Regions from separate parts of the Homo sapiens genome. Here region 2 is linked to region 1. Evidence: read pairs that join two places in POLR2A ChIA-PET (ENCODE). Cell type or tissue: endothelial cell of umbilical vein. All regions are shown on one strand. Each heading gives the region's core, and the rest is flanking DNA. Links, peaks and the distances in the headings are about the cores only. Region 1 has its middle 100 kb from the start of ODC1-DT. Region 2 overlaps NOL10 (nucleolar protein 10).

Evidence for each region. ChIA-PET counts read pairs that join two places held together with the same protein. Peaks named below come from ENCODE experiments on the same cell type or tissue, not always from the same donor. Only the 100,000 strongest peaks of a DNase experiment are listed, where the experiment ranks them.
Region 2: POLR2A ChIA-PET joins it to region 1 with 6 read pairs; 4 of 35 experiments call an interaction of 5 or more read pairs at or near these places.

The regions. Positions count from the first base shown.
Region 1 is chr2:10,547,496-10,554,344 of GRCh38, forward strand. No RefSeq gene overlaps it. Among named protein-coding and RNA genes, the nearest start is that of ODC1-DT, 100 kb to the left of the region's middle. RefSeq lists enhancers at 1-876, 458-1,329, 3,072-3,941. In endothelial cell of umbilical vein, for the core only: no CTCF peak of the experiment used is centred there; a DNase peak (open chromatin) is centred at 3,256.
Region 2 is chr2:10,611,064-10,617,912 of GRCh38, forward strand. The region is part of intron 13 of NOL10 (nucleolar protein 10); the gene reads right to left. Among named protein-coding and RNA genes, the nearest start is that of NOL10, 75 kb to the right of the region's middle. In endothelial cell of umbilical vein, for the core only: no CTCF peak of the experiment used is centred there; no DNase peak of the experiment used is centred there.

The sequences.
Region 1 (6,849 bases), core at 1,990-4,489:
CGCTCTCTTCCCTGCGGGTGGGCCTCATCCAACCCATCGAGGAAGGCTTCATAGAACAAAGCGGCAGAGGAAAGGCCCATTGTCTCTCTTTTCTCCTGAGCTGGAACATGCATTTCTCCTGCCCTCCGACGTCAGAGCTCCTGGTTCTAGGGCCTTTGGACTCAGCCTGGGACCTCCATCATCAGCTTTCCTGAATCCCCAGTGCAGTGCAGACAGCAGATCTTAGGACATCGTGGCCTATGTAATCACACGCCAGTCCCTCATAATAAATCTCTTTCTACTGCTCTCTATACATCCTGTTGGTTCTGCTTCTCTGGAGAACCCTAATACAGTCAGGCACCGAGACACTGTCCCACGGCGGAAGGCACGCTTCCCCTACCCACCCTACCCTGGAGTTCTCACCAGGAACTAACCCAAAGCTCTGTGGTCAGTAACCTTTTCATATGGAGCTCAGCACAGCAGCTACAGGAGTAAGCTGCGTGTGGAAAGAAAGAAAGACAATCTCATATATCCTTTCATTATTAGACGGCCCCGTGGCCTTGTCCCTGCCCTATAATTGACCTTCGTGACTACCTGGCTTCACCCCCAACTGCGAAAGCACACCTCCGCCCTGCCACTGCCACCCGGGGCCTTATTTCACAGGAAACAAAACCGAAGGCAGGGTTTGGCTCCTGGTCACGTGACAACAAAGGGCTCGTGCTGGGACCTGGGACCACCTCAGGCTCAGAGGAAAGGCATGTCCCAGACCCGTTCCATTCAAAATCTGCGGCTGCCTGTTTTGATTCTGACATTTCCCCCCAAAGCCAAGTCCTTGGAGCAAGTGGAATTTCCAAGTTTTTTTATTGGTGGCCCCTGGTCTGATGACCCGCTCAGGAATCTATTTAAAATGTTTTTCTTTTAAATGACAGGAGTAGGTAAACAGGCTTTGAAAAAATATAAGCAATACAGATGGGTAGTACCAAGAAAAAATAGTGCCTGCCCCTCCCCGCAGCAATGCCTGGAGAGCAGACCCAGGCTAAGGAGAAGTGGCTGCCACTCGTTGAAAAAGAGCCGTCACTTTTTCACTTCTAGATTCTATCCAAGGAAAGCCCACCTTGTGGCTCCCGAAGCCACTGTTCTATTTCATTCCTATCGCTGTGAACTTCCCTGACGAGGGGTGATTCCTTGCTGCTGTGGCTTTCCTTGCTCCAGGCGCCCTCAGTGCTTGCAGCCTGGCCGCGTGTGCGCCTCTGCTGGGATGACCCGGTCCTGTTGCCCCGGGGCCCCATCGGAAGGCCGGCTTTCCCCACCTTGAGCGGCTCGGCATCTGCCGGCTGACCCCAGCCCTTCCTTCCTGGAAGCCCTTCCTTTCTCGGACTCTGACTTGCCACATGGCTTTGCTCAGATGCTCAGTCGGCGGGCAGCAGATGCCTTAAGCAGCCACTGCCGGGTGGATGTCCCATCTGGAAAGATCAGATCTGAGAGGTGATGTCATCCAGACCCAAGATCAGCAGAAACTGGGGCAAAAGCAAGCTCCGCAGCCTTCCAAAGAGTCCCGTCTGGAACCTAAGAGGGAGTTTGCCGATGAGAAAACAGGGCATGTTGGAGACGGCAGGGAGGCATGGTGTAGATTTTGTCACTCCCTGAGTAACAGAATTTGAAAAGATTGGATCAAATCAGATCAAAATGCTTACTCTGTGCTAGATGACAAAAAGAATACAAATAAATGTAAAATATGGACTCCCCCTCCAAGGAAACATAACAGTCTCCCTTCCCGGACAGTGCTGTGATTTGACTATATCAGGTAGGAGATTTAGCAGAAAAATCCAAAGCCCTGTCCTCTCATGTCACAGAGGTTCCTTGTCACCTCCAGCAGTGGCACCGACATCGTAAGGATCAGGCTCCTCCCGGTTTCAGTGTGTCCTCCCTGGGGTGCAGGACCTGTCCTTGCAGCTGCTGGAACTTGGGTCATTACGTTGAAATTCCAGCCGTGGGGACTGGAAGGGATGCTCCGCCCTTGAGGACATGAACTCCTAGAAGTGGCACACACTGCTTCTGCTCACATCTCCTTGTCCAGCACTGAGTGAGTTCAGGGAGGCGTGAAGGCGGCGCTTTCTCCAGGGGCACGTGCTCACTTTTGGGGTACCAGCTGGAAGAAGGGGAGAAGAGGCACGCAGGCATCACAAGCATTTTCAAGCAGCAAATAGTGCACTGTGGTGGGGGTAAAGGAGACACGGACGTCTGGAGGCAGCTGGCATCTGTGAGACACTGGACCGTGCCCGGGTTCTGAGACGGCACATCTGATGAAGGCCACCCAGCCTGTGTGCCCCACTCACAAAGGCGCTCAGGATCTCAGTGCTGGAGGCCCTCCAGGGCCGTGTGTCCCCGCACCTTTTGATTGAATGCACCCCTCCAGAGGCGCTGTCACCCTCCCGGGCAATTTGGCATTCCTGTAATGTACATGGTTCTTTTTCGGCTTGAACTTCAACCTGCTCGAGACTTCTACCCAGGAATAATTAAATGCAGCAACCCAGCCCTGAACTGAGTGCCTGCTCTGTGCCAGGTGGGGAGAATGTGGGGGTCGGCTGAGAAGGGGATCCCATCCTAGGATCCTAGGACCCTTCTAAATCAAGTCACAGAGCGATGCTGACAAACGGAAAATAAGTAGGTCTTTATAGCCCACAAAGTGTGCAGAGAGTGGTGCTGGGCCTCGAGTGACAGTGTGTACAGTGGTGACGGGCAGGCACCCTGAGAGATGGGGACAGTGAGGCTGCAAGGCAGGACTAGTGGGGCAGCTAAGGGACTGGGGCTTGATCTCCAGGGGCACTGGGCCAGAAACCTGCAGCAACTGAACCCCTTTCCCAGCCCCCAGAGGGCGGCCGGATGGTGGGGCCCCATCCCTGCCTGGCCTCCCCGGGCACCACTGTCCACTGTCTGCTTCCATCCCCAAGGCTCTCTGGGCCCTGGGGCAGACCTTGGAACAGGTTACTGTGGACCATGGGGACCCCCAGCACCCCCTGAAAATGCTGTCTTTTGTTCCATCAGACCCAGTAGCTCTCCAGGCTCTCCTGACCCCAGTGTCCCTGTGGAGAGGAGGCCCCAGGCACTGGGGAGCTGGGGCTTGCATCCAGGCCAGTGGCAGGGGGGCCACGCTCCCAGGGCCCGGCCACACCCCCTGGGCAGGCGGCCTGCCACACGCTGCTGGCTTTTTCCATATTTACTCCTGAACTTTCCTTCAAACAATCAAGAGGATGTACCCTCAGCCCAGCTGCCAGGATACACGTGTCCTCAGCCTTTTCCAGGGAGGGAGCTGCTGCCCTGGGGGTGGGGGGTGGGGGCAGTGCTGGGACGGGAAGGAAACCCAGCCCGCTCCATCCAGGAAGCAATAAGCCGCCATCACTGGTTCCACAGCCGCTTGTTCCTCAGTTCGGGAAAGAGGGACATCCAGCACCAGGTGGCAGCGGGTGCTGGGGGCTGCCCCTGCTCCATCCACCAGCACTCAGGCTCCCCATGTTACAGAAGGTGGCTGGTCAGACATGAGCAGGGCAGGAGAGGCACCCCCACCCCCCCAGGAGTGTCCGCGACCATCAAGGGATGGTCAGGCGGTTGGTGACTGTCTCTCTAAAATAATAATGGGGCCGGGTGTGGTGGCTCATGCCTCTAATCCCAGCACTTTGGGAGGCTGAGGCAGGTGATCACTTGAGGCCAGGAGTTCGAGACCAGCCTGGCCAAAATGGTGAAACCCCATCTCTACCGAAAATACAAAAATTAGCTGGGTGTGGTGGTGCATGCCTGTAATCCCAGCTACTCAGGAGGCTGAGGCAGGAGAATTGCTTCAACCCGGGAGGCACAGGTGGCAGTGAGCTGAAATCGCGCCACTGCACTCCAGCCTGGGCAACAGAGACTCCATTTCAAAAAAATAAAATTAAATTAAAAATAACAATAATAATAATAATTGGTTGCAGCCAGCTCCAGGGAAAGGCAGTCTCCTAATAGAAAACACCTGAAGCTGGCCATCAGCAGCTTCCCCATGAGACCTCAGGAGCTGGGCAGGTGGGCTCACACGTGTGCACCGAGAGGTGAAATGGCGGAGTATAAGCGGTATATGACATTCTAGGGACATTCGACTGGCATGGGAAGAACGCCTCAAGGGAGCATGTGTACAGCTCCAGTGCGCACACTGCGCATGCTCCCCTCCCAAGCGCTGGCCGCCACTGTGCATGCGACAGCCCATCCCGAGGGAGGAATCGGGGAGAATGGATGCAAGCCCCCGGCAGGCCACCATACAAAACCCCAAGTCAAAGGTCAAGCGTCGCACTTGTCTTTCGAGTCGCCTGCTGGGCCCGCGTCCAAGTGTACTTTCCTTTCTTTTCATTCCAGCTCTAAAGCTTTTTAATAAACTTTCACTCCTGCCCTAAAACTTGCCCCAGTCTCTCCTGCCTCATGCCCCTCAAATTCGTTCTTCTGAGGAGGTTGCTGCAGCCCTGTATGGATTCGCCGCTAACATCTTCCGCTGCCGTGTGACTCAGATAACTTCCATCGCTAACGTGGAGAGGTCTGTGCCTAAGCGGGGCCAAGTCTGTGATGGGGGCTTCCCATGGGTGGGCTTCGGGCTCTCTCTCTGTTGCTCTCTCTCTCTCTCTCTCTCTCTCGCCAGGACCTTGTTTTCCAGTCTCAATCAGCCATGCGAGGTGCTCCCTTCCACTACCTCTGAGGACACGCAATTGTTGCCAGAACCTAGAGGGCATCACTGTTGAAACTCCCCTGGGCTCGGGGGCTGTAGGCAGAGCAGAAGCCCCTCCTTTAGGCCCCCAAGCTCCACTTCAACAAACCACGTGGCTGTAACCAGGGCTTCCAGGTATGTGAGTTTGCCAGGGCTGCTGTCACATAGCACCACACACCAGGGGCTTAAACAGCAGGCACATCCTGTCTCACAGTTCTGGAGGCCAGAGACCAAGGTGTGGGCAGGGCTGGTTCCTTCTGAGGCTGTGAGGCCTCTGCCTTGGCCTTCTAGTAACTTGGGCTGAGCAGGGGGACAGAGCCGGCCTTGGCTCTTAAAGCCACAGGGCCCTTAAGGTGCCCCACAGGCTGGGGCAGGCACCACATCCAGTCCTGGAGCTGGGGGCCTTCAAATTCAACTTGCATCTGCCACCAGCATGCAGCTCGTCACCTCCCCTTCCCAGCCAAGCAGTGACAATGAAGGCCAAAATCCCTGGGAGCTGATGCCAGGTGGAAAACGCCCTCTAGATGAGGAATTGGGATGTGTGTACAATTCGAGGAATCTGATGAATAATTTGGGAGTCACTGAAGTGGGTAAGTCCACTGTATCCTTCAGCCGCGTCATGCACTGTGGAAGAACGCCGGGTGGGTTTCTTTCTCCTTTTTGATACCCACACTCACTGCCTCCCTCAATAATAAAACTGCATCCATTACAGGCCGAATTCCTGCTCCTGGAGAAGACGGGCACGGATGGGTGCAAGGGGCATTCAGGAAGGGGCTGACCCAGGGGGGCCGGAGACAGACAGCAGGGGCACTCAAGGCGATGCCGACAGGGTTCCCAGGGGCACTGAGGATGGGAGCCTGGCGGGTGAGCACCCAAGCCCAGCAAGGTCTACCCTTCCTCCCCTGGCCTGGAGGCTGTGGACCACCACCACACAGGCCCATGGGCTCAGGGCTCTCGGGCTTGCAACAGGACATGGAGAAAAGACTGAGAAGCCCAGCCCACAGTGGGGGTTTCTGGAATGTTCCCTTGGGAATGGAAGGAACAGGGACCTCTGCAAAGGCTGATTTGATTTTGTTGCCAAGCCTTTTATATAAGCCTTTCTCAGTCCCCCCACAGCCCCCCTACACTTGAATTTCTGCTTCTGGATATGTGTGCACAGATGGATAAAAATCAAACATAGAATGTGATGTCCCTCTCCAGAACATGTAAAGAACTACAATTCCTCAATGACAGCAACAGGAAAAAGCCCAGGCTGGGTGCCGTGGCTCATGCCTGTAATCCCAGCACTTTGGGAGGCTGAGGTGGGTGGGTCACCTGAGGTCAGGAGTTCGAGACCAGCCTGGCCAACATGGCAAAATACCATCTCTACTAAACATACAAAAAATTAGCCAGGTGTGGCGAATGCCTGTAATCCCAGCTACTCGGGAGGCAGAGGCAGGAGAATTGCTTGAACCCGGGAGGCGGAGGTCGCAGTGAGCCGAGATCACGCCACTGCACTCCAGCTTGGGCAACAAGAGAGAAACTCTGTCTCGAAAGAAAGAAAAAAAGTTAAACACAGAATTACCCTATGACCCAGCAGTTTCACGCCCGGGTATATATCCAAAAGAACTGAAAGCAGAGACTCCAACAGAGAGTGCACACCCATGTTCACAGCAGTGTTATTCACAGTCACCAGAAGGTGGAAGCGACCCACTTGTCCCTCCGCAGAGGGACGCATCAGTGCAGTGAGGCCCAGTCACACAGTAGATGCTAGTCAGCCATGGGCAGGCATGAAACTCGAATACCTGTTACCACACCGGTGAACCTCAAGAACACTACGTTAAGTGAAAAAACCAGACACAAAGGGACAAACTCCTCGAAAACACCACGTTAAGTGAAAAAACCAGACACAAAGGGACAGACTCCTCGACAACACCACGTTAAGTGAAAAAACCAGACACAAAGGGACAAACTCCTCGAAAACACCACGTTAAGTGAAAAAACCAGACACAAAGGGACAGACTCCTCGACAACACCACGTTAAGTGAAAAAACCAGACACAAAGGGACAGACTCCTCGACAACACCACGTTAAGTGAAAAAACCAGACACAAAGGGACAGACTCCTCGACAACACTACGCTAAGTGAAAAAACCAGACACAAAGGGA
Region 2 (6,849 bases), core at 2,827-5,326, 64 kb after region 1:
AATTACAGGCAGTGGTACTGCGCCCAGCAAATATTTCTTCAACTCACAGGTCAGTATTAATAAAAGTAGAAAATTGAAAACTGATTCATCAGATTGCTAGAAAGGGATAATGTGGCTCCCTTAGCAACTTTAATGATAATCATATCAACCAATCTAAATGGAAATACTTGATTCTATAAAATATGAATCTTTATGTACCAACATGCTACAAGAAGGCCACAACTCAAATGCAGCAAAGTATCTGCTTGTGCCAATCTACTTGAGCGGAAGAACCAATTTTAAAGGACATGAAAATACATGCCATGTGCCCAAGATGATCACTGCTTCTATGATTACAATTTGTCTTTAAGATGTTAATTATAAAACTCAAAATTATCATGTATTCCTGTAAAGCACTACAAGTGGGGAGGAAAAAGGGTGAACACTAAAAATCTTAGGGGCCAGGTGCAATGGCTCACGCCTAATCTCAGCACTTTGGAAGGCCAAGGCAAGAGGACTTCCTGAGCCCAGGAGTTCAAGGTAGCCTGGGCAACACAGTGAGATCCTGTCTCTACAAAAATACATATTGTTGGCCAGGCACAGTGGCTCACACCTGTAATCCCAGCACTTTGGGAGGCTGAGGTGGGCGGATCGCCTGAGGTCAGGAGTTCGAGACCAGCCTGGCCAACACAGTGGAACCCCATCTCTACTATAAATACAAAAATTAGCCAGGCGTGGTGGCGCATGCCTGTATCCCAGCTACTCAGGAGGCTGAGGCATGAGAATCGCTTGAACCCGGGAGGTGGAGGTTGCAGTGAGCCAAGACTGTGTCACTGTACTCCAGCCTGGGTGACAGAATTAGACCCTGCTTCCCTGCTTAAAAAAACAAAACAAAACAAAAACAAAAACAAAAACAGACTGTTAAAATTAGCTGGGCATGATGGCATGTACCTGTAGTCCCAAATATTATCCCAGGAGGGTGAGATAGGAGGATCCCTTAAGCCCAGGATTTGGAGGCTGCAGTGAGCTATGATGGTGCCACTGCCCTCCAGCCTGGGCAACAGAGTGAGACCCTGTCTCTAAGAACAATAAAAATAAAAATAAAATAAATACTCTTAGGGAGCTGAAAGAAGATACTCCTTCCCTCACTCTACTTTAGAAAAATCACTGTGCTACATCCCAAAGCTGTGCTGAGACAGAAAAAAAGATTGAAGATTACCAGATAAATGGTTTTAACAGATCAAGGGTGATTAAAACAACAACAAAGTACTATTAATATTATAGACAAAGAACCAAAGTCTACTAAACCAATACAAATGCCATCATTTTTTTCTGCTTATTTATAATGCTACTGAGTATGACAAAGCCTTTCATTATCTAACGTACTATTAATGGAACAAATAAGAAAATAATTGATAACATAGAACAGCCATTAAATTTGAAATTATCTTTTTTTAGAAATATTATTTTTTTTCTTTGAGACACAGTCTCCATCCGTATCCCAGGCTGGAGTACAGTGGCGTGATTTAGGCTCACTGCAACCTCTGCCTCCCAGGTTCAAGCGATTCTCATACCTCAGCCTCCTGAGTAGCTGGGATTACAGGCACTCACCACCACAACCAGCTAAATTTTTGTATTTTTAGTAGAGACGGGGTTTCACCATGTTGGCCAGGCTGGTCTTGAACTCCTGACCTCAGGTGATCTGCCCATCTTGGCCTCCCAAAGTGCTGGAATTTCAAGAGCGCCCAGCCTAGAAATATTCTTTTACAAGCCTGGGCAATGTAGTGAGGCCTTGTCTCTACACATTTTTTATATATTTTTTAAAAATATTAAAAAATTAACCAGGTATGGTGGCATGTGCCTGTGGTCCCAGCTATTCCTGAGGCTGAGATGGGAGGATCACCTGAGCCATGATCACGCCACTGCATTCCAGCCTGGGCAACAGAATAAGACCCTGTTAAAAAAAAAAAAGAGAGAAAGAAGACCAGAGAAGACAAGAAGAGAAAGAAAAAGAATCACATGGAAAAAGGACCTAAGTAAATTATTTTAATTTCAGGAATAAAACTGAAACCATGAAATGTAATGAAATAGATTTTAATTCAATTTTTATTCATCACATATTTATTAAATTCCATATTTATTATGTTCCAAGTACAGTATACCCTATAAAAATAGTAGAATGAAACCCAAAAGGAACAGAGTTGTTTCAAATACAGCAATACTTATGTGGAAGGACTAAATTATTCTTAATTTCTTCAACTTCATTCATTCATTCAAAAAGTTAACTGAGCATTTGGTAAAAGTTAAGTGCTAAAGTCAAACATAAGTAAGTGGAAAACAATCAAGTACAATACAATGGGATTAGTGCCAAAACAGAAATTTTTAAAAGGTTCTAGGAAGCCCTTTATCTGCTGAGGCCGATCAAGATAGCTTTGCAAGGGGCACTTGAGCAAGGCCCTGAACAACTGAGAGGCTATGGTTTCATAACCAGGAAAGCTTAACTGCCACACTAAATAGTAAGAATGTAGTGCTACATAAAATTAATATATTTCACTGATTACACAGAAGATGTTTAGTTAAAAGAATTGTCATTTTTACCTTTCAGTGATCTTATACTATTACAATCCTAGAAATTGAATTTAAACTTTTATGTTATAATGACACTATTAAATCAAACAGGTAAGAACTACATTTACTAACAGCAACAGGGAGTTTGAATATAAAAGTTTTTTTTACCACCTAACAACCATATCAAGTATCTAGTTATTTTATTATAGAACTGTTTTCAGGACACTCTAAAAATAGATATAAATATCAGTTCTGGAACTGGAACAATAATAAAAACAATAACAACAATAAAAATAATAATAGCACTAGCAACCCACACTCTAAGAGGTAGAGGGTTTTTATCCCCCATTAGAATTTTTTTTTTTTTTAGAAGGAGTCTCACTCTGTCACCCAGGCTGAAGTGCAGTGCCACGATCTCAGCTCACTGCAACCTCCGCCTCCCGGGTTCAAGTGATTCTCCTGCCTCAGACTCCCTAGTAGCTGGGACTACAGGCATGCACTACCACACCCAGCTAATTTTTGTATTTTTAGTAGAGACAGTGTTTCACCACGTTGGCCAGGCTGGTATTGAACTCCTGACCTCGGGTGATCCGCTCACCTCGGCCTCCTAAAGTGCTGGGATTATAGACATGAGCCAGAGTGCCCAGCCCGCTATTAGAATTTAAATCCAGGTCTAACCAGAAATCTGTTACCCTTACTGTGAGGCCATGATTCTTTTTGGGAAACAGGATCTTGCTGTTGCCCAGGCTGGAGTGCAGTGGTATGACCATAGCTCACTGCAGTGAGGCCCTGGTTCTTTAACAGAAACAACTGGAACCAGAGTTTGAAACAAATAACTTTTTGCATTTTAAAAAAGTAATACAGTATGTATGCTGTATATAACAAAAAAACTTCAGTAAGGTCTGGGTCAGTAGCCCATGATCAAATCATATTAACATCTCTGCAGCAAAACCTACACAAATTCATACCAGTGATTTGGGATAAACACAGACCTACAAAGAAATTCATTATTTCACATAGGTTGAAGTCCTAATAAATCAGGTCCAGTCAGGGTTTACCACAGGGTTATAAACAAACTTTCAAGGCTTTTTAAATTTCAGAATTGCAGATAAGAGATGATGGAGTTGTACTATAATGTATATACACACTATACATAGCTACATATGGTAAATATATACTAAATATAGATATACTATAAATATCACTGACCACTATTATGATTAATGATAATTTTTCTAATTACCTAGCCTGCATCTCCTGTGGGAAAATGGGATTTTGCCAATTAAGAAAACCAACTCTGCATATAAACTCAAAAGAAAATTTTCTTTTCCAGCTTTTCTTCCATTATTGTTGGAAAGGCCTCACTAGGAGCAGCAGCATGTATTTTCAAATTCTGACAGCTGAGGCTTAATAAATGATCATAAACCCAAGAGAACACTGGGTGAGCCAGAGGGAGTGGCCATGACCTTAAGCATGTAATTGCATTTGCAGCATAATGAGCTGCCTAATTGCATATCCAAGTTTACATGCATTTGTGTGAGTAATTATGAGTCATTTAAATGTACTCTACTTGTAGTGTTTTGTTCTTAAAAATCAGATTAGCAAAGAAGCAATTTAATTTCAACATTTTAAAAGATTTATTTTTAAAAAAGAAAAACTATTACCTGCCATGACTTAATATTTGAAAAGATAATTTAGGGACTGAAATGAAATAACAAGAAAAATAAGGCCAAGTTAAAAAAAAATTGTTAAGATTCCTTAAGCCACTATCTCACTAATAGCCCATCAAGCAATAGTCAATTTTTGTGACACTATGAGTAGAGATACACATGACAGAGTGCCTTCAGTCAAGGGCTAGCAGAGACAGGACGCCCCAAGCAAACATTTAAACACCAAATTAAAACTGATGTTAAGAAACACAGAGAGCTTTTGGTTAATAGTGGTACCCCCATCGCTGTCAAGCCTTTTTAAAATGACAGTAAATAACTTTTAAAAGGTATTAACCTTTAAGGACAAAAAGAACTGAAGAAGAAGATGCAGTAATTTAAGAAACTTAACCGGGTAAACATGAGAGCTTACAGAGGTGAACAGCAAAGAGAAAAGATTCCTCTCTCAGAATCCTTGGGACAAGAACTTCAAGGCTCTAAGCATGGGGGACGACAGGATGAGGCACAGGCCCGAATAAAGGGGGAACAATGGAGCTGATGAACACCCAAATCCCCACCATGCCTAAAGAGACCAGAAGATAATTCTCTGGAGGAGGGGAACCAAAGCTGCCCTATGTGCGGGGTGGGTGGGGAGTATGCCACCAGGCACAGGTGACTTGAGCTGTGGGGCTAAAGTCAGGACAATTAATGGCAGTCTAGACATCAAACTGTGGGACCCTCGCCTCCTTTTCCCAGCCCCTGGAATGCCAAAGTCAAGCCTATGCTGCTGTGCGTCCACTCTACCAGCCCAAACCCCTAACACCTCAGAACAAAACTGGGGGATTCTTCTCTGGAGTAAATGAAAGGTCCCAGAAGACAGACTTTAAGATATTGATATCTGGGTAGAGTCATTAGCTGAAGGGTCCACATGAAAACTACCAGTGGACAACACCACCCTGCATTTTTTTTTTTTTTTTTTTTTTTTTTTTTGAGGCAGAGTCTTGCTCTGTCACCCAGGTTGGAGTGCAGTGGTGCGATCTCGGCTCACTGCAACCTCTGCCTCCTGGATTCTTGTGCCTCAGCCTGCCAAGTAGCTGGGATTACAGGCGTGTGCCACTACGCCTGGCTAATTTTTGTATTTTTAGTAGAGACGGGGTTTCACCATGTTGGCCAGGCTATTCTCAAATTCCTGGCCTCAGGTGATCCGCCCGCCTTGGCCTCCCAAAGTGCTGGGAGTACAGGCATGAGCCACCGTGTCTGGCCCCAGTTGGCATTTTAGCACCTCATTCTTCATTTTTTTTTGTTTTTTTGAAACAGGGTCTCACTTTATCACCCAGACTAGAGTGCAGTGGTGCGATCTCAGCTCACCGCCACCTCAACCTCCCAGGTTCAAGCAATCCTCCCACCTCAGCCCTTCAAGTAGCTGGGACTACAGGTGTGTGCCACCATGCCCAGCTAATTTTTGTATCTTTTGTAGAGATGTAGTTTCGCCATGTTGCCCAGGCTGGTCTTGAACTCCTGAGCTATAGTGATCCACTGGCCTCGGCCTCCCAAAGTGCTGGGATTACAGGAGTGAGACACCACGTCTGGCCCTCATTCTTAAATAAGAACAGGTTGCCTAAGCTCCCTCCCCATTCACTTATTCAACAAAGAGTTACCTCCCCATTCACTTATTCAACAAAGAGTTACCTCCCCATTCACTTATTCAACAAAGAGGCAGGCACTTTCCCTTCTCTCTAGATACTCAGTGACAAAACACAGAACAATCCCCACCCTCAAGGAGCTTACCTTCCAGAAAGGGGAAACTACAAACAAGGGAGAGGCAGTGGAGAGTATGACAGACAGAGACTGGTGCTGTGGAAACTGAAGGAGAGAAGGCAATGAAGAATAGAGGGGAAGGGGAGATGATGGACAGGGACCCAAGGGGCAGGAGGGAGTGACCCTCAAGACTACCTGACAACTACAAAGGCCTAGAGGTTGGAATTGCTTGGCATGTTTGTGGATCAGTAAAAAGACCAGCCCAGTGTGGCTTGAATAGAGAGAGCAATGGTGAGCAGGGGCATTCATGAGGATCACTCTGGCAGAGGCTGGGCGACTGACTGGTTCCGGGCATTGAAGGAAATCTCTGTTTATTCATTAGCTGACAGTTCGGCAACGAGCAGAGACTTCAGTGGTCACACGTTAGAAAGAAATCAGATTTTATAGAATTAGTCCAGGACAGTCACTAAACAAACAACCACAAACCCTGGGGACCTGGGGGAGGGACTGAGTTCCATAATTCCTAAATTATGTTACTTAAAGCATCCAGCTTCCAACAAAAAAATTACAGGACACACAAAGAAACAAGAAAAGCAGGGTCCATATGAAGGGAGGGGGAAAGTTGCCAGAGAACTCATCTTTAAGAGACTAGCTACTTCACTAAGTCCAAACACTGGACTTAGTAAAAACTGGATAATGACATTCATCCACTGATGAATGGGTGAACAAATGTGATAATATCCACACAATGGAATGTCACTCAGCAATCAAAAGGAATAAAGTACTGAGACATGGTACAACATGGACGGGCCGGGAAACATGCTGAAGAAAAAACAGACCACGTACTGTACACGAATGTCCAGAAAAGGCAAATGCATAGACAGAAAGTAGGTGAGTG